Linked DNA regions of Mus musculus: regions 1, 3 and 4 are each linked to region 2. Evidence: chromatin loops called from intact Hi-C (ENCODE). Cell type or tissue: heart. All regions are shown on one strand. Links, peaks and the distances in the headings refer to the core of each region. The heading gives the core; the rest is flanking DNA.

Region 1 (7,689 bases), core at 838-5,837, 120 kb after region 2:
TTCTAATCCTGTGCCTAGATGGAGCATATGCCTCAACCACAGCCTTCAAAATCTATGATACAGCCACATAACAGAACCCTTGCACACACAGAAAAGCAGTCAAGACAATGTCAGCTAGGTATTAACGTGAATTAATTAGAGGGACACTCGACAGAAACAAGATAATCACACACTATGCACATCTGCATGCATGTACACAAACATGTACTGTGATCAGCACTTGAAAAGGAATATAAAAACCATTTTGGGTTCTGTGATGAAACCTTGAGCTGAGTCATTCTGTCTTGAACAAGACATAAACTACTCCTTGTCCAGTGTCTCCATACCAAGGATGCAATTCCTCCACTAGTCACCTGATGTTGGGCTGCCTCAGTAGTACTGTGACTGCATTATTGTATTTAATGATGGCCCCAGGGCATGAGAACAGTGAGGCTGGCAACGCAGACATGCTGAAGTGAAGGCATGAAGGGCTGCCTTTAAGTTAAAGGGAGAGAATTCAATAATAGAGAAAAACCTGAGTACTGAGATTCTGATAGCCATAGTAAGAATGCACATTCTACTTAATTATGAAAAAGAATATTCATGGTAGTTTAAAAATGAGATTTATTTATTTACTCCATGTGTGTGGATGTTTTGCCTGTATGCATGTCTGTCTGTGCACAATGTGTGTACCTGGTATCCACAGAGACCACAGGAAGTTATCAGATTTCCCTTTGCTGGGGTTGCAGATGGTTATGAGCTGTCACATGGGTGCTGGGAATGGAACCCAGGCCTCTAAAAGAGCAGCTCTGAACTGCCGAGTCATTTCTCCAGCCCTTCATGTTCATTTTGTTGTTATACCTTAAGGGACAGGAGTGGTGGTCATTGTGTGTGATAAATGTGTTGTTAGGCTAGAAAAGACATCGATGGCAGGTACACAAAAACAAACCTGTAGACCAATAGGGGAGCGTAGGACACCAGGAAATAAACCTGTGGCTACAGTCACCTGGTTTTCAACAGGGATGCAGAAAAGCATTTCCTGGAGAAAAAAATGGCCTCTAACAAGTGGTGCCGGGAAAGCCAAGCACTCAACCCCTTGCAAAAGAATGAAACTAGATCTGTATCTCTCACCGTGAGTGACAATCAACTCAAACGATCAAAGATCTTAACGTGGGACCTGAAAAGTTGAAGCTGCTGATAGAAAACCCAAGCAAAAGACGTCTACACAGGCATAGACAAAGACTTCCCACAAAGAACCCAGTGTCTTGGGAAATGACCCCGTGAACTGAAAAATGGGACTATGGGTAATTAAAAAATGTCTGCAGAGCAGAGGAAACAATCAGCGTAAGGAAACGGCCTACAGCATGGGAGAAAATCTTGCTAGCTCCTGTGCCATAAGATGTAGCAGCTGTAAAGAACCTTAAAGAATTAAACATCACTCTACCCTCTCAACCATCCAATGAATGACTGGGTAAATGCACTGAATAGACATTTCTCAAGAGATAATGCAAATTATACATGTATAATTTGCAAATTTCTCACAAGAAATGCAAATTTTATTATTATTATTACTACTATTATTATTATATTGTGCTCTACTTCCTTAACCATCAAGGCAATGCAAATTAAAAGTACTGTGAGATTCTATCCAGTTAGAATGACTACCACCAGGAGAACAAACAACAAATTCCGGTGAGGCTACGGAGAATGAGGAAGCCTCATTCACACTGGTGGGAGTGGACACCGGTGGGGCCAATACAGAAATCAGCATGGTGGTTCCTTAAAAAACTAAAAATAGAACTACCATACACAACAGCTAGATCACTCCTGGGTGTATCCCAAAGATGCTATGTGGCCATGCCATGGAGTTACATGCACATCTATGTTTACTGCTGCGCTACTCACAAGAGCCAGGAAATGGAACTGGCCTTGATGTCCATCAACAGATGAACAGACACAGTGTATGTATACGATGGAACAATTTAATTCAGCTATAGAGGAAAACAAAGTCATGACATTTACAGGCAAATGGATACAACTGGAGATCAACAGGCGAAATAAGCTATGGCTGTTTTCTTTGTGTGTGTGTGTGTGTGTACACGCGTACATGCATGCGTGTGAGATAGGGAGGAGAAGAAGGAGGAGGACGAGATCTTAAAGGACAGGGGAGAAGAGAGGGAATGGGATGCATGTGACATGAAAACAGAATGAGGTACTATCTGGGCTGAGGAAGGAGTGAGCAAGAGGGGGCAGGAAGGAGGGAGAGAGCAGTGGGTGAGGAGGAGGAGTTAGAGCTGATGAGTGACACAAAGGTATGAAAGGGCACAGCATCATAACTCTGTACTTTGCATGCTAACTTAAAATAATGAAAAAGATGGAAAAGCTATTCCATTTGTGTGTCTGTGCCCGCAATGTGGACAGCTACCCACGGTGCAGGCATCCCCCGGCATGTTGAAAGACATCCCCTTAGGATACAGGGAGATTCCTATCTATACATGCATCCATGTGTATTCATATGTGAGAAAACAAAAAGCATGTTCTAGACACTCTTTATTACACACACAGACACCCACAGATGGACAAACACACACCTTGCAGTAATACTCCAAAATTTTCAGGGCCCATCTCTAGGTAGGCAGCTGTGGAGGCCTCGTACACAGGCTCAGTCAGTGCACAGCCTGGCTCTGCAAGTGGCTCTCTGAATCAGATTCCTGGCTCCCCTGTCATCACTCTGTAGGCAGGGCAGCAGTGCTCCTTCAGGGGACATGGACTGTACCAGTCACCCTTCCTTGCTCTGGGGAAGCGATAGCGGAAGACGCTAGACTTCCTGACCCTGGTATAAACATTTGTAGTGTCATACCTCCTCTGTGCCTTGATTTCCCCATCTGGGAGATGAGGGTGGTGGAAAGAATTACCTGAGCTGGGTGAGCGAGTGCTGAGAGGATTGAAATGGACATTGATATTTCAATGTTTTTATACACTGGCATTTTCTAAATTTTCAATAGTAAAAAAATACTGTTCATGAACAGGAAAGAAAGAAATCCCTAAAGTCCTAGATCAAAGACCTTGGTAACTCAGCAGCCTGTCCCTGCCACCCTTGTCCTGAGCATAAAGGCGACACCGTGTCCCCAAACGCACAGTCAGGCCCGATTAGAGAGAAAGGAGAGAACTTCTCCCTGTGAGTTGTGCCTGCTCTGTTCCTTCTAGAACACACTGCTTCTTCTTGTAAACAAGATCCAGCTCTTCTTGATGCCCTGAGGCATCACAGGGAGCAGCCAAGAGAATAATTATCTCTTTTGACCCGCTAATCCATCTCCATTCTGGAGATCCAGCCAGGGAGACTAATTCACAAGAAGTAAACAGAGAGACAGCAAAGACATCCAACTAAATCCCTCTGATATTAGCAGCCAGCTTGCAAAGTGTGTGTGTGTGTGTGTGTGTGTGTGTGTGTGTGTGTGTGTATGCGTGCTGTATATGTGTGAGGCCAGAGGTCAATATCAGGCGATCAAGTGTTTTCCTCAATGCTCCATCCACTTTGTATTTTTGAGACAGCATCTCTCACTGAACCTGGAGTTCAGTGACTCACTTAGCCAGGGTTGGCCAGAGAATTCCAGAGCTCTCCTGTCTCTGCCTCATGAGCACTGAAATTACAGGTAAGTGGCACTACTCTGAGCTTTTAAGTTTTTAAAAATAAATGGGCACTGGGGCTCTATCCAAGGCTTGCGAGGCAAGCACTTTACCCAGTAAGTCATATGCTCGGCCTCATGTCTCCTTTTCTGACCATGATTTAATTTCCCAGGTACACAGGGAAATAGGGCTCCTTAGCAGGGCAGCCTCTGGGGCCTAAAGCCAGGTCCTGTCCTCAACCCTCAGGTGACTTTGGGTAAGCAGAGAATGCCCTGTTCCCAGCTTATCACACTGTTCTATGCCAGCAGTGGTATAATTATGCTGAAGGAGGTAGTGGGTGTTTTGGCTCCAATGGCAGATGTCAGAAATGAGGACAGAAGACAGCTCCTGGCAGCTATGAGGTCACTGGTGGGGGAGGAGGATTCTAATACTTAGATCCAAACACGGTCTAACCATTTTATTCTCACTGTAAAAAAAAAACATGCATTTGTTTATTTACAAAGAGAAAAATCAGAAAACTCCCTGATTAGGGATTGGCTGTCATTGCTAGTGTCATGTGACCCATTCATTTACTGTTGAATCTGACTTTGGGTTTCTATCAGATGCCAAGGCATCTTGAGGCTGCAAAAGAATGAATGTTCCCTGGGCTGGGGAGATGACCCAGAGGTTCAGAGCACTAGTTGCTCTTCCAGAGGACTGAGGTTTGATTCCCACTACCCACACAACAGCTCACAACTGTTTGTGAGCTCCAGTCCCAGGGGAGCTGACACCTTCTTTTAGCCTTTGTGGGCTCTATATCAGACAAAACACCTATGCATATTGCATATAAAAATATTAAAAAAGAATAAATGGTTCTATATTTTTCTGAAATCTTTGAGCTCTACTACCTGTGAAAGGTGGAACTTAAAAAGTCCTGTACTAGGTAGGGGTGGAAAGATGGTTCAGTCTGTAAAGGTGCTTGCTGTATAGCCTGGCGAATGACTGTCAACTTGACATGACCTAGAATCAGATTCACCTGGGAAGAGAGTCTCAGTAAAAGATTGGTTGCACTGGATTGGCCTCTGTGTCTGTAAGCTAACTGATGTAATAGAAATGTGGCAGAGGTTACCCATCCCATTTATAAGACTTAAAATGGATTCCCCCACTTAGGAGTTAAAAATTATGTCTTCAAACCTAGGAAAGGAAATGATCTGCCTTCACTGTAAGTGACCTCATAGCCGCAAGACTACCCAGTACGGGGGCCACCATTCCCTAGGCAGGGGTGCTGAACTCTGCAAGTGGAGAAGAACTCAAGCCGAGTAGAAGCAGTCAAGCAAATGAATCCATGTACAGCAACAGGAGAGAACTGACTCTATAAAGTTGTATCCTGATATGTACCATGGCATGAACATTCCCCCTTCCCTGCTATGTGTCAGTCAGTCTGTCTGTCTGTCTGTCTGTCTGTCTATCTCTCTAGTAAATAAAACATTAAAACAAACCCTTTCTAGTGCTTGGTATCTGTACTCCTTCTGAGGAGCAGGGTAGAAGTGACAGGGTGTGGGCAGAACTGAAGCCTCACTCTTGGCCTCTCAGCTGTTTGGACCTGTGACCCTCAGCTTCCCCAAGTTCCTACATGCTGGAGACAGCACGGCTCTCAGCAGGCTGTGTGGGCCTCGGAAGTGCCTTCCGGAACACATCATTTCCTTACCAAGCTGACCTGAAAGCCTTCCAGACAAAGGAACACAGACCTGGACATTTTATTATTATTTCCACCCCCAAGGGTTTGTATGATAGGCTATCTTTCCTGTCAAAGGTTATTTCTCAAAGAGAAATGACTTGGCGTCCCAGGTGACAGTTTAGGAATGGTGGGGGACCCTTAGGGGCTAGTGTCGTTGCACAGTCCTCCTCTCCTAACTCACAGTCCACGTTCCACTTGATGCTCCTGGGAGGAAGCTTCAGGGTCTCATTGATCTTCTCCAGCACAGTCTGTAGCTTCTGTTTCTGGGCGATCTCCGACTGCGTAACCTCGGCCACGTTGAGCTTCTCACTCTCCAGTTTCTCTGCAGTGGGAAGGGAAAAGAGCAGCTGTTATCCTGGGTCACAGAAAACCTAAGTTGTGCCTATTCTTTCACGCGTTCACCTATGACAACACACAATGACCACATCTCTACAGTAAAGCCTAGGACTGTTCTGGGGTCCCACCCCACATAATCAAATCTGGGGGTGTTTGAGTGTCCGGTCAAAAATGGCCGGGTGTTTGCAATCCTATGCAATCCTTTTGTATGCTTTAGGCGTCTCTGTATTATTCAAATACCTTATACAATATAAAGGCCATTATATACTGTCATTTTATATTGCTTATAGAATCATGACAAGAAAAGTACGGATATTTTCAGTATGGATGTGATTTTTATTCAAAGATTTTAATTTACGGTCCATTCTAATTCCATTTTTTGTTGCTGTGATAAAATAACCCCCTCCCCCCAAAAAAACCCAACCCAGTAGAGAAAATGTATGTTGGCTGATAGTTCCAGGCTACATTCCATCACTGTGGGAAGTCACAGTGGCAAGAGCCTGTGACAGTTGGTCAGTGGCATCACACAGAGAGATGGATGTACGCATGCTCACTTCTTGCTTCTGCTCAGCTTCGTTTCCCCTCTCATATAGTTCAGAAATCCCCACCTAGGGAGTGGTGCTGCCCTCAGTGGGCTTTCCCACACCCATTAGCTTCATTAAGACAATTCTCCTCAGGCATGCCCTCATGCCCACCCAGTGCAGGGTGTAGACAGTCTCTCACAGAGACTCTTCCCAGGCCACTGGAGGTTGTGCCAGTTGAAGGACCAAGTGTGTTGAGGGCCTTCTAGAAGAGGGACGCTGCTCCTTGTCTAATTGAGCATGCGTCCTGTGGAAGCCTTTTGACTGTACTGTAGATCCCCAGGACCACAGAAATGGGGAATTTACCCAGCCACCAGCTATACCATCTTATAGGCACTCTGTCTGCTCTTGTATGGATGTCACCCCAGTCACACTAGTCTGACAGAAGCATCTCTTTGCTTTTCCTCCCAACCCCTAAAATCAGCATGTGTCTTAAAAGAAATGACATCCTACAAGTACTACCATCCAGCTGGAAGACAGAAGAACCCTCATGGGACCATTACTTCCATGCTCTGATAAGCCCACAGGAGCACCTGCGCAAAATAGCAGCTACAGATTTGAAGTAAGAAGCAAGCACCTGGTAATGGTGAGTGGGGACTTCTCTATTTAGACGGTGCTCGCACTGTGATGTGCTAATACCAATGTAACTTGTGTCCCGACACAGGAGACTGCTTGATCACTTTACTAATCTAGATTTGCATTTTAATCTATCACAAAGGACAAAACAATAGTAGCCCCTTTGATGGGAATTACAGTGCCTGCTTCTAGATTCATCTGAATCCATGCTCCCTGCTCATTCAGGACTGAGAGAGCCCATGGCTCAGAACATGTTTAAAATAGCTTTTCTCTGCATTTTTAAGGGCTGCCATATAAATATTTCAACTTTCCATCAGTGCTCCGACAAGCGCTTATTTATTTTTGGTAATTACAGCTTACACAAGTTATATGCCCTTTGGTGTGAAACTGTCCACTGGAGAGTCTGCAGTTTCTGAAGATACATGAGTTATTGTCAGGAGCAGGGCAGGATGACTGCAGGCTATTTGTAAGTGCAGCATCCTTAGATGTATCTCTCTGCCCTCTTCAGTTGATTCAAGCCATCCCTCACTTTCTAAGTGCAGGGATTTATCAAGCACAGAGCAGACCTTATATATCACTTTGAGAGTGAGCGTGGGTGTGCACACATGTGTGTGTGTGTGTGTGTGTGTGAGTACAGAGAGAGGAAGGGACGGAGGGGAGGGGAAGAGAAGGAGGGGAGAGAGAGGGAGGGGAGAGAGAGGGAGGGAGGGAAAGAGACAGAGACAGACAGAGAGAGAGAGAGAGAGAGAGAGAGAGAGAGAGATGAGTTAGTTTGTATGGAGCTCAGAGAATAATTGCAGAACCCCTTCAACCACTTTGATCCCAAGGATCAAACTCAGATTATCAGACTTGGTGCAAGCACTTTTACCAAAT
Region 2 (7,689 bases), core at 1,610-6,609:
AAACACACACACACATACTTCTGCTTTCATACTACCTTCATGGGGAAACAGAACCAAACACATAAAATGGTAGCTTTGAAGCAAGGGCCCTAATTTCTCTGCACAGATACGGTTATTCTTTTTAAGCCCACTGGATCATACACAGTTATCTGCATGGACCTCGGGAGTGATTAAGACACCATCACAATTTCCATTTGCAAGCAGTTTAATTACACTCACAATTAACCCATAACACATGAGATTAGAGAGGCAAGTAATCCTACAGATGTCCAGGCTCTTCTTGTACAACCAAGGACTGGGGACTGAGGAGATCTATCTACTTCCAAAGCCCGCAACAACTGCCTGATGCTGCTAATGGTCTGTCTCTTGGTTGGGGTCTCCATTCCCTCCACAGACAGTATGATACCAAACACAGTCTAGACACAGATAGTTCCATAAAGATGTATCTTCTTACATTTGCTTCTGCCTATTGGCAGAACCAACTAAAATCAAGTCTATGCACTAGTGAACTTAAAAAAATAATAATAATCTTTTTCTTAGTTTTCTGTCTTCTTCCCAAATCAGAAGATGCCAGAATCCAAAGCAACTATGTGAACATATAATCCCAGCTGTATACAGCAAAGAGAGGGAGAGAAAGCAGGAGGGGCAGGAAGCCAGCTCCCCACCAGGTGACCCCTGCAGACCCACCTGCACCATTTCACAGGGCTGTAAGGGAAGCACACACTGTACGTACCACAGTACAAGCGAGTTACTCATTCAGTTAGTGCAGTCTGTGTCAGTCTATGCTACATTATCTGCCAGCTTCAAATTAAAGGTCACTAACTATATACATGTCCTGCTCAGTCCTGGCCTTTGCTTGTACAAAACCTCCAATAACCCCAAAATGTTCCCTAGAATTTATAAAGAACCCCAGGAAGAAGGAACTCACACAATGATTCTTTTTCCCCTTCTTCTCTCCGCCCGCCCTTTTTTTTTTTTTTAAACTCTTTTATAAAGGCAAAGTGTCTCTCTGGCTTTGTTTCAAACTTGTTTTTAAAAAATAAAAAGTATTCTAATATTTCCCTAAATCTTCAATTTAAACAATACTTGCCATTAAACAGAAAATAAAATGGCTTACTAAGGACATGAACAAGACTCAGTAATGGAGACAGCTTATCAGCTCATTTTTTATACAAACAACAAATAAAGCAATTGCAAACTCTGTTGAAAACCTGAAACCTAAGAGTCCGACACAGAGTTACACATTCAAAGAAATAGTACACAAAAATATCTTATGACCATTTATGGAAATACTGAGATTAGAAAAATACGCCTTTCCTCCTTAAAATCATCAATTTAAAACCTTGCTGTTGACAAAGGTTCAGCTAAACGCATTTGTCTTTCCGGAGTCGTGCTGTAACTGGGTCTACTGTTTCCTTCTAAAGAGGAAAGATTCTTACCAAAGTTGGATCTAAGTCTGGCCCTTATAAGCATTCAGATGCGCTTGGGCCCAAAGATCCTGCTATTCACAGAAAAGCGCAGACTCCGCTGAAAGGCGGAAGCCCCTGGCACAGTCTGTACAGCCTGAGGACTATTCCCAGCCTCAGTCTCAAGGCAGATTAGCCCCCACCCAAGAGCTCAGGCTTGCACAGACAAGCTACCCCTTGGCTCCGGGTAGATCGAGTCTCCCTAACGGGAAGGATCTGTCCACCCGGGGAACCACCTGCAGGCACTCGGCACACTCTAAGCCACCAGACCACCTAAACTAACAACGAATCCAGGCCACAGGGCGTAAAGGAGACTGCGATTCTGTTACTTGGCATTATCTGTAGGAATTGAAATATTTTCCATTCACTATTTTGAAATATGATCGTATTTACAGACCTTTTTGTTCCAAGGACCTCGGCTCCTTTCAAATGGCGCTATTTTAAAACCCCGGCCTTTCTACACTACCGATTCCTGGAATATCTGTCTGTAAGTTTCCAGCGCTGAGATCAATTTGCATTTCTGTAAATCACAGACAGCTTCTAAGAACTTAACAAGCCTCCTGAGAAACGCTGGTGGCTGGTATTTCATTGTTTCATAAATATTTTTATACGGGTGACACCATTCAACTTAAAATAAATCTTTAAAAAGGAAGACGATTAAGACCGAGGAAAATTAGTCTGGCTTTTATTTTCACGGGAAGAAGATAAGTGAAGTGTGAGCCCCACTTCTTAAAATGTAGCTTTGATTATTTTAAAAAATGCATTAAAAAAGAAAAAGGAAACTCCTAGAAGTTGAACTTTCTTTCAAACGGGCCTCTAGACTTTGAAAACAAGTGGTGCTTTCGCGAACAAAGGCTAAAAGTGTCCCCAGATTTTTTTTGGGGTCCTCCTGGGGATCGTATCTCCTCCAATAAACAAACAAATCCCCCAGTATTTCCTACCGAGGGGAAGTTTTCCAGGGAGAGTCTACTCCCGGGTTTGGTGGTAAGTGCGACTCAGTCTTTTTTGGACACAATGTTTCTGCTGACTCCTGAAAATTTTCCACTTGAATGTGCACTGGAGCGGCGGCGGCGGCGGCGGCAGCTCTGGAGAGGCGGCAAGAGCGAGAGAGCCCTCTTTCATCTCCCGGGAGGAGGAGCCCGGATCGGCGCGGACCCCGAAGGGGCCGGGCGCCGGGGGAGTCACCGGGCTGCAGGCTCTAAGCTGCGCGCCGAACGCTCTCCCACCCGCGATCGCGCCAAACTCGGCGCTTCCCAGGCAAGGAGCGAGGTGCGCGGGAGAGGGACGCTGGAGAGAGGGGCGCGCAGAAAGGCGAGCGGGGCCGCCTGTTGCCGCGCAGGGTTGCGGCCCAACTTGCAGGGCGGCGGGGCCGCTCCCCTCTTGGAGCCGCACACAAAGCGCCGATCGCGGTGACGCCTAGACAGCCCGCGCCCCCGAGTCCGCCCCGCGCGCAACTTACCACGGCAGCCCGAGCGGGCGCGGCAAACTTCGGGGCGCTGGGCCGCCGCCCCCGCGTTACTCCAGCCGGTACTCCCTGCGGTACTCCCGCGCCGGGCAGCCCCAACCCGGCCTCGCCGGCTCCCGGGACGGGCAGGGCGCGCCGGGGCAGCTGCCCGCGCTCCGGCGACGCTGCGCGCTGGGGGGTCAGCGCATGGCCTGCGCCCCGCCGCGGCCGCCCCGGGCCCGGGCCCCGGCGCGCGGACTCCCCGCGAGCTGGAAGCGAGTGTGCGAAGTGCTGGGGGGCGCCCGCGGCGGGCGGCGGGGCCGCGGAGGCTCGGCTCGGCTCGGGCGGCGCGGCGCGGCGCGAGCGATGCGAAGAATGTGCGGAATGAGGACAGGAATGAAATGAACGCCAGGACCGAACTCGCTCCGGAGGGGTGGGGCCTCGGTGACGTCATGCCGCCGGGTCCTGGATGGGGCGGGGCCTGCCGCCGCGGTGACGTCATGGTGTGGGGCGGGACGCGTGGGGCGGGACTTGGCGCCCACGGGGGAGCGAGCCGCGCGCGATGGCGGGGGCTCAGGGCTTTGTGCGGTCCGAGGCGGGGCGGCCGGATACTAGGAATGCCGGGTGTGCGCCCTCCGCCTGCTGTGCCTCAGTTTACCCCCTCCTGGTTTGCACAGGCAACGACGCTCCCAGGCTGGAAGGGAGGTTGCTCTTCAGGAAACTGAGGCCGGAGTGGGCGGCTTCCCCAGCCCGCCACTCCTCCTCTAGCCGTTTCGCTTTACCCAAGTTCGGGGTGCTCGCGCAAATTCTGGGCTTTGCGAACTCCGGGTTGGAGCGTCACGGAGTCCTCGCCCGCCTCCTGCCCTGTCTTTCTAGAAGTGAAGCTCACTCGTGCTGCGAGTTGAGTCTACAGAAATCCTGCACCCGGTTAAATAAAATAAATAAAGTCTTGCCTGGCTGCAAAAAGCAGCTTTGTGCCGTCCCTTTATGGAGAAAGTGAGAATCAATCATAAAAGGTTTGAACTCTTTTTGGAGTGGACGGCGCCTCAGTACTTGAGAAACTCCGGTAAAGTTAACGGAGGCTGGGACAGACATGCTGGCAGTTTGGGCCGGTAGCAGTCCGTAGTTTCCCAGAAAGGAGCCGGCCCTTCCCGCACCGGGACTTCCTTCTTTCAGCTCTGGCTTCAGAACAAACTAATGGCGCCTGTTTTGTGCCCGAGGATTCCTGGAGTGTGCATAACTCAGGAAAGCCAATGGGACTCACTGAGCGCGTTTGATCGGAAACAACGATTACCAGTGCGTTTTAAAGGCAGAAATATCTTTCTCTAATGCATTTTTAAAATTATACGTCAAGAGAATTGAAGACTCCCATGCCGTTGTAAAAAGTAATACAGAGACATTCTTTGTTCGCTTCACTCAGCTCTTCCCCACGCCTGTCAACCAAAATTATATCCCAGCCAGGGTATTAATTTTCGAGCAGATTTTCCAGATCAACTTGTACACATCACTGTGTATTTTTTTAATTCTATACATTCTATAATTTCTCACCTGTGTAGATGTCCACCGCAATCAGGTACAAATGTGTATTATTTCCAGTTACTATGCAGTAATGTGACAGGTTGACAGTAAGAACTTCACACACCCGAGCAGAGTATTAGAAAATACACGACGATTTTTCCCTTTAAAACTCTGGCAGGTGTATGTCTCTTTTCCAGATAGCCTTCCATTAACACCAGCGAATAAGACAGAGGGCAGAAAACGCCAGAAGCAGTTAAAAGCACTTGCTGCTCTGCAGAGGACCAGGCTCCTGTCAGGTTCCCCACATGGTCGCTTTCAACAGTCTGTAACTCCAGTTCCAGGAGCACCAGGCACAAACATGGTGTACACGTGCAGGTAAAACATTTGTAAACATAAATAAATAAGAGATTTTTATGTCTGGTAGCAGGGCGAGCCTACCAGTGGGTACATTTCTAAACCAGTATTTATCTTGCCCATGACAGGCCAGTTACCCTTCAGACTCCAGTTGCTCCTGACAATTTGGTGTTCTCTCATTTCTACTAAGCTAAGAATCCTTGGCCAAACTTCCAAAGCTAATCATGATATGCTATAACTCCTCGGCCTGTACGTTCTACAGCTTATTTCCATCAAAACACATATTCTTTGATATGTATGCTAAAAACCTTTTCTCCAAGGAAGCCTGTTCAGCTGGAGCCGGACACAGTAGCAATATAATCCCAGCATTCAGGAGGCTGAGGCAGGAGGATTGGTGAGAGTTTGAGGAAATCCTGAACTAAAGAATTGGATCCTCTCTGGAAGAGGAGAAGGGAGACAAAAAAAGAAAAGGGGGGGGGACTGGGGGGTGGGGACCTGATTAACTAGATGTCTCCTGCCCAGGACCCTGAAGCCACGTGGTCCAGGTATGCCATGTGTATTTGTTCTGTTAGTTCACAACCTATGTGTGCTTCTGGTGAGACTCGCCTGTATGAGACAGTGGTTAGGTCTCATTCAGCTAAGGTTATTCTGTCTAGGATCTGCTCAGAAATAGGAAATGCAGCATCATCTCTCTACCCATCTAGCTCATACCTTGTGTTCTCCTCATCTCCCTATTGGTCAAAACATTGGTCAGGACCTGTGAGTTTCCAGCTATCAGCAATTGAACCCATCTGAGGATGGAAACAGCAGCTGCCACCTGCTAAAATGATAGCAGTTTTCATGAGTCGAATTCATTCTTAGCCTCTAGCATTTTGCATTTACCGTCTCAATTAATCCCCACTGCACCTGTACATAGTAATTCTTATCCCAGTTTATACAGATGAGAAACAAGATGTAGGGACAAGCAGGGGATAGAAAATCCAGATTCTTTCTGTTTGTTTTGTTGTTTCATTGTTTTGTTTGGTTTTTCGAGACAGGGTTTTTCTGTGTAGCCCTGGCTGTCCTGGAACTCACTCTGTAGACCAGGCTGGCCTTGAACTCAGAAATCTGCCTGCCTCTGCCTCCCAAGTGCTGGGATTAAAGGCGTGCGCCACCACCGCCCGGCTCTTTCTGATTCATAGTTGATGCTTGTGTGTCTCACTCCTGAAAGAAATAGAAAGCACTACTGTACCAGGCAATGTTCTAAGTGCTGCCCCTGCATCGCCTCGCCTGACCCACTATGACGTAGGCACTGTTTTTTAAGTGTATTTTAAAATTATGAGTATATGGAGAGAGAGTGTTTATGTGAGCACAGTACCTACAGAAGCCAGAAAAGGGAGGGAGGGAGATTCCTCTGGAGTAGAAGTTAAAAGAGTTGCAAGCTGCATCATTTGGGCACTGGAAACTGAGAGCAGTAAGCACTCTTAACTGCTGAGCCATCTCTCTCAGCCTTGAGTTAAGTACTTTTATCATTTTATAGATAGACAAGCTGAGGACCAGAGAAGTAAGATAACTTGGCCTGGGTTATGTGCTTAGTAAATACAGACGAAGGATGTAAACCCAGGCAGTTCCACTTAAGACTGTGCTCTTAGCCATGCTTCTCAGGGTCCCCAATGCAGCACTCCACAGAACCTGGAAGACCTGAAGGGTCCTCTGACCCAGAGATGTAGCAACCTTAAACTATCTAATGATACAAGAAGTCCATTTCTCTTAAGCCTTCCCCCAAAGGAAGCTAACAGCTAACTTGTAACAGAGAGAAGGTAAGACACTGACACATCTCCCTGAGAAAGAGATTCCCACTCCTCTGCGTTGGTAGAACCCTGAGGGCATGGCTAAGAAAGTTACTTTTTTTCCAAGCTAAAATACATTGTAACAATAATTGGTTTCTACTAATTTAAGCTCACTTTCTTTCCTTTCATTCTTTCTTCCTTTCTTCCTCTCTTTCTTTCTCTCTTTCTTTCTTTCTTTCTTTCTTTCCTTCCTTCCTTCTTTCCTTCTTTCCTTCTTTCTTTCTTTCTTCCTTTCTTTCTTTCTTTCTTTCTCTCTGTTTCTTCTTTTCCTTTCCTTTTTTTTTAAGACAGTCTCTCACTAGATAACCCTGGCTGACCTAGAATTCACTATGTACACTACTCTAGCCTCAAACTCACAAAGATCCTTCTGCCTCTGCCTCACCCCACCACCCTATTACCCCAGTGCTGGAATTAAAACATGCACCATCATGTATATCACATCCAACTTTTTTTCTTTGTCTTTGTCTTGTTCTTTTTTTTTTTCCCCTTGAGACAGTCTTATAAATAGCTTGAGGTAGCCTCAAACTTGCTATGTCCTTGAATTTAAGATCCTCCTGCCTCTGCCTTCCAAGTGCTGGGATTAAAGGTTTACACTACTACTACTTGGCTATTTTTTTGTTGTATGTCTGGTGTTTTACCTTGCTGTATGTCTGTGTACCACTTGAATGCATGATTGAAGAGGCCAGAAGAGGGCATCCAATCCCTTGGAACTGGTTATGAGCCACAATGTGAGTGCTAGAAACTGAACCCAGGTCCTCTGGAACAGCCACAAATGCTCTTACCACTGAGCCATCTCTCCAGCTCTAGATCCATACTTTAGGGGAAAAAAAGAGATGTATTTATGTATTTTGTGTATAAGAGTATGCCATTGCTCTCTTCAGATACACCAGAAGAGGGTATCAGACAGGTTTCGAGCCACCATGTGGTTGCTGGGAATTGAACTCAGGACCTCTAGAATATCAGTTAGTGCTCTTAACTGCTGAGCCATCTCTCCAATCCCAGATCCATCCTTTTTTTTTTTTTTTTTTTTGCCCCCCCCCCCATTCATACTTTTTTTTTTTTTTTTTTTTTTTTTTTT
Region 3 (7,689 bases), core at 1,056-6,055, 210 kb after region 2:
CCCCGCCCCCACCCCCTCCCCATCCCACTTAAGGCCTCTCTCCCAAAGCAGCCAGTTCAGCACGAGGAGGCATCTTGCCGCTGAAAAAGGGGAGCAGAGTAGAAACTTTTCAAACTTTCTGCTCCTAATAAGGCAGGCAGAGATCAATGCCAGTAGCTAAAGTGGAGAAGACTCTGTGTCTTTCCATGGGAATCCTGGGAGCTCCGCACGACTCCCGTGGGTTTCAAAGACCAAATCAATCGGTTACAAGGCCGGTTCATTAAGGAAAAAAATAAATAGAAAAGGGACTGTTATTAGCAAAATGTTAAATCCCTTTCTGTTTTCTTCTGACTGGAGACAGAAAGATTTCTTTGATATCTGAAATAGAAGTTGAATTATTGACTGATCATATTAATGTTGAATTCTACTACTGTCATATATCAAAAGGAAATTAGTCTAACATTTATGCTTCAAATTAAGATCTGGGATAATATACACTGCAGCCCATAGAATGTCTTAGGTTCAGATGATGTAAAGGTCAGCCCTGCTCTGAGAATAAACACTAGCTAATCCTCTCCCTGTCCCCTCCAAATAAATCTAAGTGGCAATGACCTCAGAGAGTGCTGTCTGGTCATCAAAGCACTACTAGGGATGGGCTCTGACAGGCACAGTGATGCTGCGGGCTGCTGATGAGGGCAGTGTGGCTGAAATGCAGAGCTGTCAAAACTCAGCTTGCTCCTACAACCTGAAGGGAGAGCCTCCTAAGAATGACTTGATGCGGCAGACCAGTTTCTCTCTCATCCCTGTGCTCCAGGCTTCTCATCACATCTTTGCTTTCAGATACACAATGCCTTTGGGCGGGCGCTGAGAACCATGAACGGGTTCCACCTTCTCGGGATGAAGTCATGGTACTGACTGTCCTCAGTAAGTTACATAATCAAGGCATTTTGAGGGGAGGGAAAAGCAAGCAGTTAAGGCAGGCTGTCTGGGGCCTGCCGCTTGCTCCTGCCGGCCTATGGTATGTAACACTATACGTCTAGCCTTCCATTCACAAAGAACATTGCCCCCATCCCTCTCTGTGGTCAGACTTGTTGTTTTGGAGAGAACACATCTCCACCCAGAAGCCTTCCTGTCATTAAGCTTTGCCGAGTCTTTCCGAGCCCAATCCTTAGATAGCACGAACCTCACCCACCCAGGTCACCACGATCCTTGGATTCCTCACCATCCAAGTCCCACATGACAAAGTGACAAAGGACCCAATCCCCTCTCTCCCCAGATTTTGAGTGGTGCTGGGGAATCAAACCCAGGGCCTCGTGCATGCTAGGCAAGTGTACTACTGCTGAGCCACATTGCTAGCTCTCTAGATTCCATTTCAAATATCACCTTTTATAATTTTGTTTACCTCTTAGGAAAATAAGACCAAATGTTTGTAAGGATTCGTTGGACTGTATTTTCACTTTCCAAACACCAACTCAAGGAATCAAGAAAGGAATTCTCTGCAGCCACAAGAATGCCTTTCTCCCTCTGCCAAATCAGAGGCTGATACCCAGATAAGCAACAGGGTACAAACAAAGAAAATAAGACTCTCCAAACGCTTTCTGATGCATTCTCTTACTTCACCTTATACCTCCTTAGTGCCCGCTTCCTTTTCTTCCTCGTGTTTATTTTTGTTTCGTATTGTGTTAGGTAGCACTAGGGACTGAATCTAGGCCATCATGCCTTGGCAGACAGCTCTCTACCACTGAGCTACGACGCTTTTGTTAAAAAAAAACTTTAATGTTCTTATTTCAATTGTACTCTCATGGTCTTAAGTGTCTCCAGCAATGCTAAAAGGAAAAAAAAAATTGGAAGTATTATTTAATATTAACTTGGAGCAAAGAGGATGATTTTGGGGGCACTACAAATAAAAATTTCACATTAAACCACTTGAGCGGCTCCAGATTTGCAGGAAAAGCAACAAACTAATTGTGCCGAGTCTTGGACCAGGGAGGTGGGCTATCGGAAAATGTAAATAACTCCTGCCTGGCACCTCTAGCTATTTTTGTTTTAATTTAAGAACCGGAATGTAATTATCTCTTATTTACTACAGTCACAAACACCGCCAAAGGGAAAATAAACCATTCCTTTTGGGATGAAGTTGCTGACAAAGGTTTGACAAAGAAAAATAATTAATAGCTCCACGCTGGCACGGAGCTGAGGTTTGGCTAAGTGGGCGTGCCAGGCACAGTCACCACTCAGCTCTCAGATCCTGGGGCTGGCCAGGGGTAGAGCATGCGCCTGATTCGGGGCCTTTCTGAAGCTTTAGACTGTTGTGTGGGGCAAAAGGCCCAGGAGGCTCTGAATACTCTCTTTAGGTCTTCCTCCTCTGCAGACTTGCTGTGTGCTACAATGATAAACTTTCTGTTTGTGAGAGACCCCTGGGTGGGGGATTAATGACTTTCATCTGGGGCAAACAACCTTCCAGTTTGTTGCTGGACTTTTCCATTGAGAATCTCATCCTGAAAAAACAGTGGAACCGGCAGCCAATGTCCTAGAGCCTAGGTGGCAGTTCACGTAACCACACCCGTCCCAAAGGCTTCGGATGGGCGAGATTGCAGGATCCTGTGCAGGTGAAATCACATGCCGCCAAGTCAAACCCTGAAGAGGAAGATGCTGAGGGGTGGGGTACATGGTGGCTGCACACACTCCTGAGGACCTGGGCTCAGACCCCCACATCGAAGCCAAGCATGGGGCGAGCATTCACTAACTCAAGCCTCATGCTGGAGTGGTGGAGGCAGGCCCATCCCTATAGGAAGAATCCTCCTCTTAACCGTACACAAGGTCGAGTCTACCATAGCTTGCACTTTCCGTAAGCTACAGAAGCTTTGGACACAGTGTTCAATTTTAGCAGACAGACATCCCTTGTCCTTTTTGTCTATTGCGCATGCTAGGAAGCTCATGGCCCCAGAAAGGGAAGATAGAATTGTTCTTTTTATTATTGTTATTAATGAAGGGTTCACCTGTCACAACCTCCTGCTGTGATAGCCCTCTGCTTCCCTGGGGCATGGGAAGGCCTTCCAACAGGCAACTTGACTAGATCCTTCAGGGATGTGCAAAGAATTCAGGTCTGGAAGGCAGGCAGGATCTGACTGTGGTCTGGAGATGTCACTTAACGGTCCTGGCTTGGTTTCCCCTCTGAACAGCCAAGGATTTTGCTCGTTCAATTCTCCTTCTATCCAAAGGAGAACAAACATGGAGCAGAAACCAAATCCACCAAGGCCACGGTCGTTATGACCATAGCAATATCAACAACGAAAGAGGAAGAATAAAACTCCACAGATCCACGTCTAATCTCACCTCCACCACACAGATTAACACAGCTACTCCTCTCCCTGTCTTCCCAGAACTCAGGACAGCCGATGTTCCAACTTCTCAGTGGTGATCTCGATCTTAGGAATTTCTAAACCAAGATGAGCCCTTTAAACACTGAAATGGAAGGAAATCAGGAAGCCCTCATCAAGGTCTGGTCGCACACATAATATAAGTTCATTTATCTCTACCAGCGTCATTTCATGGCTCTCGGTAGCTTTTGTCCTCTTTGTAGACCTCTGGGGTAAAGGACATTTGGGGCCTACACATGTTTGCAGAACAGGCTGGTACATCCTGTCCTTGCTACAGAGCCTGGCACATCGGTGGCAAAACAGACTTCTCTTTTGACACACTTTCTTTCAGGAGTCTGGTGGCTGCAGAAACCACCCCAGCCTTCGTCCCCTGCTGGCTGCTAAACTGCCTCCTGGAGCCCCCTGGTGGCCAGTACTATATTCACACCCCCCAGCCATACACTCTAGGACAAGGAGAAAATACCCTTAAAAAATCCACTCAAAGGTGAATCACTGATATGTATTACCATACCCGCTGGCACCCTGCATGTTCCTTGAGGCTGCCCTGGAAAATGACACCTTTCTCTAATGTCCCATCCATTTCTTATCCTCTGGTGTCTTCTGGGTACCAGGCTGTGTTGGTAGAAGAAGAGTAGCAAGCTCCCAGGGAGCTTTCCAGCATATAACAGAATGATCAGTCCCACACCCCTAAGCAAGCCCTGGGGACTGCACCAGTTGCCTCAGGGAAAGTGGAGACAAAAGGAGGGCAGAGGTGAAGAGTCAACCAGACCTTGCCATCTTTCCCAAGACTTCAGAAGGGAGCCAGGTAGAGAGAATGAAAGGCATTCCATGGAGGGGGAGTCTAGTGCTCAGGAAGCTAGAAGCTCTCAGGAGGGAGAGTGACAATGGGCCAGTGACACATGCAGGGATAAACGGAGAAGGCTCTTTCTTGAAAGCCTTGTGTATCATTGTGTCAGCACTGACTTTTCTAAGCATGCTGTAGGCTTCATACATCATTTGATTCCAACTTCACAGACGCTACGTAGGCCATCCATGACCCACCAACTCAACGCAGCCTGACTATGAGGAGATGATCAGAAGCACCCAACTTCCTGGAAATATAAGCTCTAGGGGCTGGACAGATGGCTCAGTGGTTAGGAGCACTTGTTGCTCTTCCAGAGGACCTGGGTTTGATTCCTAGCCACATGGTGGCTCACACCCATCTGTAACCCTAGTCCTAGAAGATCAGGTACTTTTTTTGTTTTGTTTTGTTTTGTTTTGTTTTTTGCCTCTGTGAGCACTATATGAATAAGACGCACAGATATACAAGCAGGCCAAAAATGTTCATCACACCAAAAAAAAAAAAAAAAAAAGGCAAAAATTTTAGAAAGAAAATATAAGAACCAAGGAAAGCCTGAAACCTATCCCTACCACAAGGAGATTAGGAATCTGGGCCCACCTAAGGAAATGTGGTCCCGGAGCAGAGAAAGATGGTTCTTAGGTAAGAAGAGCTAAGAGAATCCAAACAAAGTGTGGGTGTGTCCTCTAGTGAAAGCTGTGCATCAGTACTGGCTCACCCACTGTAACCAAGGTCTCCCACCAGCGTGAGTCTACAGTAGGGGGAAGGGTATGAGATATACATGAGGACCCTGTATTAGCCCCATATATTCTCTATAAATTCAAGTCTTCTCCAAAAAAAAAACAAATTAAAGCCTATTTTAAAATTATTACTGTTCACCTAAATATCTAAAGGAAAAGAAATGAAGGGATCTTTTAAAAGAACAAAGAAAGAAAAACCTTTGAGACAGTCTTTCATTGAGCCTAGAGTTGTGTTTTCAGGCTACATTGGCAACCAGTAAGCCCTAGTGACGTGACATGGATGTTATTACACATGTGCCCACACATGTGGAGATCAGAGGAGAACTTTCTGGAGTCTGTTTTCTCCTACCATGGGTTCTGGGGGACAGAATTCAGGACACAGGCTTTCATAGTAAGTAAGTACTTTTACCATTCTGTCAAGCCAGTCTTCAGCTTCCGATTCTGCCCCTTCCACTTCCCATTGCCTGGGCCTCCCGAGTGCTGGGACCACAGGCTTGCACCACGATGCTCAGGCTTATGCAGTACTGGGGTGGCACCCAGGGCTTTGGGTACACTAACTGGGTGAGCTCTCTGCCATCTGAGCCTCTTGGTTTTACACAAAGGTTCCATGTGATGAGTCACTAAAAATGGTTCTACGGTGATTTTTCCCCCTGTTTTATTTTCACATTTGAAGCTAAGATGGTTGTGGTGGTGGAGGATCCTCGGCTGTGTCCAGGGAAGGAAGGACACGGGTTTTGGAGTGAGCAATCTGGCAGGCTCAGCGTGAATCACAGACTGGTTGCGGGCACTGGGCCCTATTGAGATTTGCCGGTGATGCGTCCAGAGAGAGGAGGAGAAACAAGCAAGAGAGAACCAACTTCCCTAAAAGGAGAAAGCAAGAGGCCTTGTGTAGGACCCCTTGGATCCAGCCACAACCAATCAAATGTATCCACGGCTGAGCCCCAAATGTACGCCTGGAACAGGCTGGGCTGGCCCTCTGCAGACCGGCCTGACAGCTAGTCAAGGGAAAACAACCGCAGCACAGGAGGCGAAGCAGCTGGCTGGGGCCCTGGCTAAGGGAGGGGAAAGGCTTAGAGGGAGTTTCCTGAGAGCTGAAAAGAGCTAGGGTGTTTCACACAGGAGGCTTGGAAGCTAAATCTTGAATCCCAGGCAGAACAAAGGAGATCCCACATCAGTCTGAGGGCCATCCAATCCCTGATCCACAGTCCCTGGACCATACTGACTAAGGGTCCTGGGACTGCATATCCAACCACGCTCCCTGAATTTTGTAGCTTCCCCTGGTCTCCATGGTCAGTTAAAATCAGGACTCAGTGTGCCACCTGGAAAAATGCTTGCTATCTGCATTCCTCGAAGCTAGGGACATGTCAGCAAGTCCAGTCACTCCTCCAAAGGCATGATATCATTCCACATAGCCTGGCAAGCAATCTCTCTAAAGAGACTTCCTCCTCTTCCTCTTCCTCTTCCTCCTCCTCCTCTTCCTCCTCCTCCTCCTCCTCTTTCCTTTTGAAACAGGTTCTCATGATGGAGTCCTATCTAGCCTAGAACTCACTATGTAGACCAGGCTGGTGTTGAACTCACAGAGATCTGCTTCTGCCTCCCAAGTGCTAAGATTTAAAACACTCACTACACCTGGAAAAAAAACCAGACTTACAATTTCTCAGCCAAAGGTTATAACAGAATGTGCTACAGTTAAGGATATTTGGTACAAAAATGTTGTTTGTATTCCTCTTTCTGCTGCAACCAATTACCACATATTTAGTGGCTTAAAACAACGCACATTCATTATTTCACAATGGTGGAGGTCAGAAGTCACAATAGGTCTCACTGGGCTGGAGTCAGGACGTCAGCAGGCCCATGTTCTCTTCTGGAGGCTCTGAGGAGAATCTCTGCCCTTCCCTTTTTCAGGTGCTGGTGGCCTCCAACATGGCTTGGCTCATGGCTCCTCACCCTGTGTTTACAGTCTGTCCTGTCACATATCTCTGACCTCTCGTCCCTGGCCACACCTCCCTGTAGCTCTCAGGTCCCTCTCCTCCACTTTTAAGGTCCCTTGCCAGTGTGGGCACACACACCTGATGATTCAAAATCATTTCTATTTCTACAGTCACTCGATTGATTACCTTAATGATAATTTGACTTTTACTGTTAATTTCTCATCATCATGAAAGGCCCTAGGGATTAATATGTGGAATTTGGAGGGGCCATTACTTACTGGACTGCCCTAGCTTCTCATAACCCATGAAAAACATTGAAAAGAAGAATTAGAAGATTGAGGTCGGGTGTGGTGGTGTATTCCTTTTACCCCAGTACTTGGGAGGCAGAGGCAGGTAGATTTCTGTGAGTTCAAGGTCAGCATGGTCTATATATATTGAGTTCCAGGACAACCAGAGCTCTGTAAAGAAAAGAAAACTAAAAGATTGATCTGATTCTTGGTGTCACAGTTTTCAGCCCATGGCAGGAGCTCCATCACTCTGTGTAAGGAGAGCGCCTCCTGACAGCTGCTGACCACGTGGCAGAGGGAGAGCTGGGGAGAGGACCCTCTCCAAAGACTCAACAGTGGCTTAATTCCTCCAACTAGGTCTGATTCTCAACAGTCTATTAGGCTATGAACTTAAGTGTAGACTCACACACTGATGAAGACAGGACTCCCATGGTTCAATCACACCTCAACAGCACCACCAGCTGGAGAGCAAACCTTCAACCCATAAGCTTTTAAGGGTGTTTAATCCTATCTGCCACCTACCACACTCTCGTC
Region 4 (7,689 bases), core at 1,454-6,453, 68 kb before region 2:
AACCAAGGTGGCATTCTGAGCTGTTGAATTAAGGAGCCCATGCCCTGCTCCCAGCACTTGCATTAGATGCAAACAGCTAGGCCCCAACACACCTGCCTAAGCTAAGGTAATCAAGAAACAATCACTTCACACTCTTCTTTCTCCTTCCCAACAAACAAGGGCAAAACTCAGGCCACCAGCTTGAGGATCCTTTTTTAAAGGATCCGAGCAGACACCCTGACAGCCTAAATCATGCTTGAGTCCTAAACATGATCCCTAAACACCCAGGGCACAGAATCTGATATTGTGCGATCACTAGGACCTACGGCAGTGGCCGTTAGGACACTAATGAAAATCGGACCTAGATAAAGCAGCGGGTAAGACTTACTTACCTGGTGCAGCAAATCTGCACCCATGCAATTCTGAAGCTCAGGCCGAATGGCTTACAATGGCCTATATTAAAACTCCCACGTCAGGCACGGTGGCACAGCCTGTAACCCCAGCATCCAGGAGGCTGAGGCCAGAGGATCCTGTGTAAGAGGTCAGTCTGGGTCGAAAAGCAAGTCTGAGAGCAGCTTGGGTTACACAGTAAGTCCATGTCACCAAGGTATACAAACCAAAGCAGTCCCTCAAGGGTCCAGAAACCACCCTACACATACACTTGCACTTGGTGTGTGAGAAGGGAGCATCGTGTTGTCTTTGATTAATAAAGGACAACTTTGTCCATAAATGAATAAGGGTAATCAAGATCCGAATGACCAGAATAAATGACGACCTCATAAGATACTCAATCTAAAAGACTTTAAGTCTGAATTTCAAAAGCAAAATAGTTAAGACTTTACAAGAAGGCCCAGCAGATTGCCTTAACATATCAAATTATTACTATAAAAGTCTAAAATGAGGCTGGCAGTTGACCTGGTAGGTAAAGGTGCTTGCCACCAAGCCCAATCCTCCAGTCAACCTAATTTAATTCCAAGGCTCAACACTAAGGACAGAGAGAACCCTTTGTCCTATGACTTACATACCTGCTCACTGGCGTGCACACGACTGTACATATACACTACAGACAGACAGACAAATATATCTGAAATACTTGTGAGTGGGACTGGAGAGATGGTTCGTTGGTTAGGAGCACATGCTGCTCTTGCAGAAGACCTGAGTTCAGTTCCTAATACCAGCCTGTAACTCCACGTGCAAGGATCCAATGTCCTCAGGTCTCACTGCACACTTGTTTTCATGTACACAAAAGTAAATAAAGTTCAAAACAATAATACTAAAGAGAAAAATGTGGCCAGAAATAGCAAATACTTGGTCATTTGCACCCAGGAATTCAAGGCTGGCTTATGTAGAACCAAGCTTCAGAGGGCGGGAAGGAGGGAAGGAGGGAAGGAGGGAGGGAAGGAAGGAAGGAGGGAGGGAGGGAGGGAGGGAGGGAGGGAAGGAAGGAAGGAAGGAAGGAAGGAAGGAAGGAAGGAAGGAAGGAAGGAAGGAAGGAAGGAAGGGAGGGAGGAGTGAAGGAAGAAAAGGAAGGAGGGAGTAAAAACTTACTTGTACTTCAAGAAGCATTAAGGAAATAAAATTCCCCAGGCATGATGGATGCAGGCAGATCTCTGTGACTGAGAATACCAAGTTCCTGACAGCCAGGGCTACACAGTAAGACCCTGTCTCAAATTTTAAAAAAGAAGCCACAGCTGCAAAGTCACACAACAGACATTCATCTCCTTGACACATAAAAATTTCTACCAAAGAAGAAGAAATCAGGCAGCAAATTTATATTAAAAAAACAAAGGGTCAGACAATAAATGAGAAGGTGTTAACTTACTTAGTTACTAAATACCTCCACAGTGAAGCTATGTGCCCCATGTAGAGTTCGAGGGCAACTTTTACACTTGGGTCTCTCTTTCCAACATCTTTGAAGTCTCTCCTATTGTTTCTGCCTGTGTGCTGCATGTTCTGGGCTCTCTGGCCCAGGAGACTCTGGATGACTCCCATCTCTGTCTCCACTATGGAAGAACTAGAGACCAACTAGAGTTACAGCAGCAGCCTACACATCTCATCAGGCCCTGCGGCAATCGCTTTTACCTACCCAGCCATCTTCTCAGTCTGTAAAATAAAAGGCTAATGCTGACAAGTGTTGTCAAGGATGCTGAGCACCCAGAACCCTCACAGACAGCTGATGAGAGTGTAAAGTACTCCAAGCATTCTAGAAAACTCTTTGGCAATCACTATGTACTACTAGAACTGACACAATGCATACTTGCTGACTCGGCAATTCCTTCCTTCCTTCCTTCCTTTCTTCCTTCCTTCCTTCCTTCCTTCTCACAAACCTCACAGGAGAGGAGAGGTTCTTTGAAGGATGAGTATAAGAACGTTTATATGATCACTCATCAAGGCAGCTAGAGATGCTAAAATTCTTATTAACTACAGGATACATAGATACATAGCCTGCATCATATCCATAAAATGGATGCTAGAAAAATCCACTGTCCAATACGGTCCACATTAGTAACAGGGACATTTAAATGTCAGTCACTAAGATTAAAGCAGCAGCATTTCATGGGCTCAGGAGCCACCCGTGGCTCGTGGCTACAGCATAATACAAAACAGCTAAGAAGTAGTTTTGCCACTGTGAAAGTTCTGCAGGATGTTGCTATTGCACAGTCAATTATGATGTTTGGTGGCATAAACCAGATACAAAGAAAACTCTCCTCTAGGCATCTATTCACAAGTTCAAACACTAACAAGACTAATCCATGAGCCAGGTGCATTGGCACATGCCTGCAATTCCAACACCGCAAGGTTAAGAAAGACTTCAAATTTAAGGTCAGCTTGGACAGCATAGTGAGATCTTGTCTGTCTTTTAGAGTAAGATAATTGAATTAAAAGAAAAGCCTAATCAGCACTTGACTCTAGCTGCATATGTATCAAAAGATGGCCTAGTAAGCCATCACTGGAAAGAGCCCATTGGACACGCAAACTTTATATGCCCCAGTACAGGGGAACGCCAGGGCCAAAAAGTGGGAATGGGTGGGTAGGGGAGTGGGGGGGAGGGTATGGGGGACTTTTGGGATAGCATTGGAAATGTAATTGAGGAAAATACGTAATAAAAAAAGAAAAAAGAAAAAAAAAAGAAAAGCCTAATCAATGTTATTAGCAGTGAGTATAACAGCCTCACCCGGGAGGTTGAGGGTAATGGCACATGCCCATAAGGAGCATAAATTCGTATTTTATTCTTGGTTATAAAGTAAGTTTGAGCCAGCCTGAGCTACAAGAGACTGTCTCCAAAATAAAACAAAATGTAAGTGTTCTCAATGGAAAAATACAGGGACTTGAGATTGATGACGCATGCACTTTTTCTAAGCATGTTAGTTACACTTCACTAAAAATCCTGGTGGGGGAGGGGAGAGCCCAGCCAAGCATGATGGCACATGTACCAAAGGTCACAAATTTGAAGCCAGCCTGGGCTATACAGAGAGATCTTATCTTCAAAGAAGGATGAGGTGTGTGTGTGTGTGTGTGTGTGTTGGGGGGAAAGGGGCAGTGAAGATAATGATATGTATCTCAGGACCGTTCTTATTCTGAGTTACTCAGAGTCTACTTCAGTAGTTTTGAGCACAGTTGTTCTGACTGTAAGATGTTAGATGTATTGCCATGAGCACCCAAGAACTATCAGAAGAACCATCTAGTGAGATCAGGCCTGGATCTTCTCCAACGAGGGTGAAGATGTCACTCAAATACACACACACACACACACACACACACACACACTGCGTTTTTACAAAGATCCTTAAAGATAGGAAAGAGTGGGGGGAGCGGAGGGGAGGGGAGGGGAGGGGAGGAGAGAGGAGGGAGGGAGGGAGGGAGGAAGAGGGAGAGAGAACACCGCACGCACAGTCAGCAAAGGCTTTACCCTCCACTCCAGCTGTCGAATGCACTGAACCACACTGGAGTGCCCTAGGCAAAGTGGAAGGCTATCTGGGCCTTCAAATTTGGGTTATTTCCTAAAGTCTACTTTGGTCCCCTATCTCATAATTTATTATTTCTGTACTTTTCATTTTGCTATACTGCATTCTTTCAAACCCTCTTAAATTCATTCTGAGGATGGGGTGTTCATAAAAAGAGACAGTTCCATCTACTAGTTATTCTCATTTAATGTAATAAAGTCTCTACTGAATGAGGACTATACTCTGTAACTCCTGATCCACAACCAGGTACAAGAGATGGAAGATCACTAAATATACTCTATACGGTGTGCTGGCTAGCTTATATGTTAACATGACACTAGCTAGGGTCATCTGGGACAAGGACTCTTAATCAAGAAGATGCATCTATAGGGCTGACTCATAGACAGGCCTGAGTGCATTTCCTTCATTGATGACTGATGTGGAGGGCTCAGTTTTCTGTAGGTAGTACCACTCCTAGCCTGGGGGTCCTGGGTGCTTAGCAACAGGCTGAACAAATCATGAGAAGCAAGCCAATAAGCAGCACTCCTCCATGGCCTCTGTGTCAGTTCCTGCCTTAGGGTTCCTTCCTGTCTTGGGTCACTGCCCTCACTTCTCTGGATGTGTATGTACACGCTCTATCATGTTGCTTGCAAAGTTGCTTTATGTCATGGTGTTTTATCGCAGCAGCAGAAACTCTAAGACTCCAGTGAGCACCCTATCCTCAGAAGGCCTAAAGGACACCAATTATCCTTCAAGACCCCCTCCTTCCCTCCAAGCTTGATTTGACCCTCCTGCTTGCCCTGTGTTCCCATGGGTAGTATATGCTCAGTGTATCAATGGGATACAGTTTGTCTGCCTTTCACTCTTACCAGTTTGTGAACCTTGGGGGTCTTTCTGTCCTTGATATTCAATAGAATGCCTGTCACATGCTAACTTGATCCCCTAGATATTAGTTCAATGAATAACTAATATACAGAACTGAAGGGGGAATACATGAACAAGCGACTGAATGATACACACACACACACACACACACACACACACACACACACACACACATGAGCGAGACTATTTGATGCACCCAAGAGCACAGGAATGAGAGTCTACTCTGTGACTCAAGTAAACAAAAGTTTCTTGAAAGGAAATAATAAGTTCTATAAGAATATAGAGGCACCAATGTGTTAAAAATCACAGCTAAGCATGAAAGCAGAAAGGCTGGAGCCAAGACACAATAATAGAGTGTCAAACTCTGGAGTGACAAATTCTGGGCTCTAGCTAGCCCTGTGCCACAGGGGCCTCAAAGGCTAGGAACAGAAACTGTTCATAGAGCAGGCCAGAAAACATGGACTGTGCAGACAATTCCAGAAGGAGTGTGTGTGTGTTTTATGCACATGTCTTAAGTGTACACATGTGCCTTTGGAAATGTATATGCACAAATGTGTATCTGTTTAGAGGGGAAAAGGATAAGATTATTTTATCAATGTGAAGCCAGTTTTTAAATCAAAAGCATTTTCAGTGTGGTCTGAGACCAGGAAAACTCCTACATTGTCTCAGGAATAACAATGGGGTGTATTTCTTAAGCATTCCAAATTTACAAATGCATGAGAGAGACAACTTGGGGAGACAGTTTACACAGGTGGCTTGTTTGAACAGCCAAAGGTGTGAACTAATTTTGCTGGGGGAAGGGGCAGTTACTCAGCTCCAATAACTGCTCACCCAACTTTGTCTTCATTGTTCCAGCATATTCCCCTGGTCCCTAAAGAGAGTTTGAGAGTGACAGTGTGGTGACTCAAGCCTCACCTCTCTAGGGTGCTATGCTAGAAGGCCAGCAAAGGCAACTAAAGCATGAGCTAACCAAAAACACAGCAGAGAGTGACTATTGTCTCTCTCTGTGACAATGAATTACTCAGTGAACACATAGTCTATGTGAACTTTTAATTCTGCACTTAACAACTAACTGTCCTCTAGCTTTTTCTTCAAAGTTAAAATATTATCACCATGGTAAAGAATAAGTGAGATGGCATAAATAAACAATCCTATCATAAGGATTATTATAAATCCTTAATAAATTGTACGTCTCTGCCATCAACAGGCAGCTGTGCACTGCTTTAGCTTGATGCATACAGACTAGTGTGAACACACTTTTTTCTTTTTAGAGACTCAGTTTATAGCACTGCAGGACCTGGAGTGGGCTATGCTGACCATCCTGGCTTCAAACTCAGAGATCTGCCTGCCTCTGCCCCCTCAGTGCTGGGATTACAGGTGTGAGCCACCCACCTGAGTGTTCATGCATCTTGACTTTGCTGCAGGATTCTCAAGCAACTACTGAATAAACGCATATAACAATATTTGATAATTACAGCTTAAATATGTGTCACCTCTGTATAACCAATTTTCAGAGGCAGGAACTATTTTCCATTCAGTTTTGCACCCCTCCTAGCACCTAACACAATTCAGTAAATAACCATCCAATTTATTTAAACATCAGGCATTAATTCTTTTTTATGACTTTTAAGAAACCAAGCCAGGCTTGGTGGTACTAGCTTGTAATCCTAGAACTCAAGAGGAAGAGGCTGGACTGCACTTCCCGGCCTGCTTGGGCTGAACACTGAGACAAGGAGTAGGGGGTAGGGGGTAGAGGGTGGGGGTGAGGTGGGAGGGGCAGGGGAGTATGTGGTGCACACAAAATCTCTCCTCACCAAACAAATTTCAAGGATTGATTCAGGCATACCCTACCTAGACTAGACCCACAGAACAAAAGCAGTAACTTGCTGACTTAAAAATATTCCTCATTTCCCCAAACCCCAACTGTATTCAATAACTAATCCTTCCAGTCTTGGCTTCAAGGCTGAGCCCCCACCTCCTATCCCAGTAGGGCCCCGCTAAGCAGTGATCTGAAGTCCTCGCTAGTGACCCGGCCCCTCCCCCAAGGCAGCTGCTCTGCCTGGGTGACTGCAACAGCACGGACCCAAGCACCATTTTCAACTCAGTCTGAGTCCCGAGGCCAGGGGGCTGCTCTAAGTATCAGGTTACTACAAAAATAACAGCAGGCCAGTCGACACCCCTGCCAAGTGCGGGAGGGAAGTGTTCAGGAGGTGAGAAAGGAGCCGGGGAGGAAAGGAGGCAGGCGTTAGAGTGAGTGTAGGAAAGAATCCCCACGGTGAGAGAGAGACTGCAGAATTCCTACCTGCCTTCTCCACATCTCCACTGTGGACCTCACAATCTCTAACTCCCTCCCTCAGAAGCCAGAGGAACTCCATCTCTGTGATACTTGACCATTTGGAAGGTGCTTTTGAAAACTGTTTCAGGGGCAAGCTGGAGAGACGGTTTTCTTTCAACAGCATACATGAAAGTCAGATTTGAGTCAAAGGTTTGTACAAGGATTGCCAACTCTACAAATCCCTGATGCTGCTCAGCTTTAATGTAATGTTCTCAAAACCAAATTCCAGCACCACAAAGCTAATTAGGTCTGCAGGAGGAGAGGCAGGCCTTCAAGAAAGAAAATGCTAGTAAAAAGGCATTTATTCGCTGTTCTGTTCCTTTCTAAAATGAATTCAAAGTTCACTCCCGTGCCGCTGCCCTCGTGCGCACAGGTGCACAGCCAGCTTGATGTGGTCTGGCCCAGCCTGGCCATTTCAAATAAAGTGAACTTCAATCACTCCTCAGAGTTCGCACATTATTGATTCTCCATCCATCACTCTTTCATCTCAGTTTGCTCCCCACACGGCCTCTTTAATTGGCTCCTGGAAACTGTTTTATAAGTGGG

What was found. A loop is a pair of places that touch in the nucleus more often than their neighbours do. Peaks named below come from ENCODE experiments on the same cell type or tissue, not always from the same donor. Only the 100,000 strongest peaks of a DNase experiment are listed, where the experiment ranks them.
Region 1: a loop joins it to region 2, with 2.0 times the contacts of the local background. A loop is called at or near these places in 2 of 42 quality-filtered maps.
Region 3: a loop joins it to region 2, with 2.8 times the contacts of the local background. A loop is called at or near these places in 15 of 42 quality-filtered maps.
Region 4: a loop joins it to region 2, with 3.0 times the contacts of the local background. A loop is called at or near these places in 6 of 42 quality-filtered maps.

The regions. Positions count from the first base shown.
Region 1 is chr7:112,557,885-112,565,573 of GRCm38, reverse strand. It overlaps Parva (parvin, alpha), which reads right to left. Exons shown (of 13, transcript NM_020606.5): 5 at 5,505-5,645. Among named protein-coding and RNA genes, the nearest start is that of Parvaos, 26 kb to the right of the region's middle. In heart, for the core only: no CTCF peak of the experiment used is centred there; a DNase peak (open chromatin) is centred at 3,873.
Region 2 is chr7:112,674,963-112,682,651 of GRCm38, reverse strand. It overlaps Tead1 (TEA domain family member 1), which reads right to left and starts at 3,296. Exons shown (of 13, transcript NM_009346.4): 1 at 2,926-3,296. In heart, for the core only: a CTCF peak has its summit at 3,791; DNase peaks (open chromatin) are centred at 1,621, 2,601, 3,391 and 4,061; H3K4me3 peaks cover 2,901 bases; H3K27ac peaks cover 3,306 bases.
Region 3 is chr7:112,466,041-112,473,729 of GRCm38, reverse strand. The region is part of intron 1 of Parva (parvin, alpha); the gene reads right to left. Among named protein-coding and RNA genes, the nearest start is that of Gm45998, 18 kb to the right of the region's middle. In heart, for the core only: a CTCF peak has its summit at 3,764 (motif pointing left); DNase peaks (open chromatin) are centred at 2,239, 3,679 and 5,889; H3K27ac peaks cover 2,317 bases.
Region 4 is chr7:112,743,077-112,750,765 of GRCm38, reverse strand. All of the region lies in intron 1 of Tead1 (TEA domain family member 1), which reads right to left. Among named protein-coding and RNA genes, the nearest start is that of Tead1, 68 kb to the right of the region's middle. In heart, for the core only: no CTCF peak of the experiment used is centred there; no DNase peak of the experiment used is centred there; H3K4me3 peaks cover 412 bases; H3K27ac peaks cover 1,288 bases.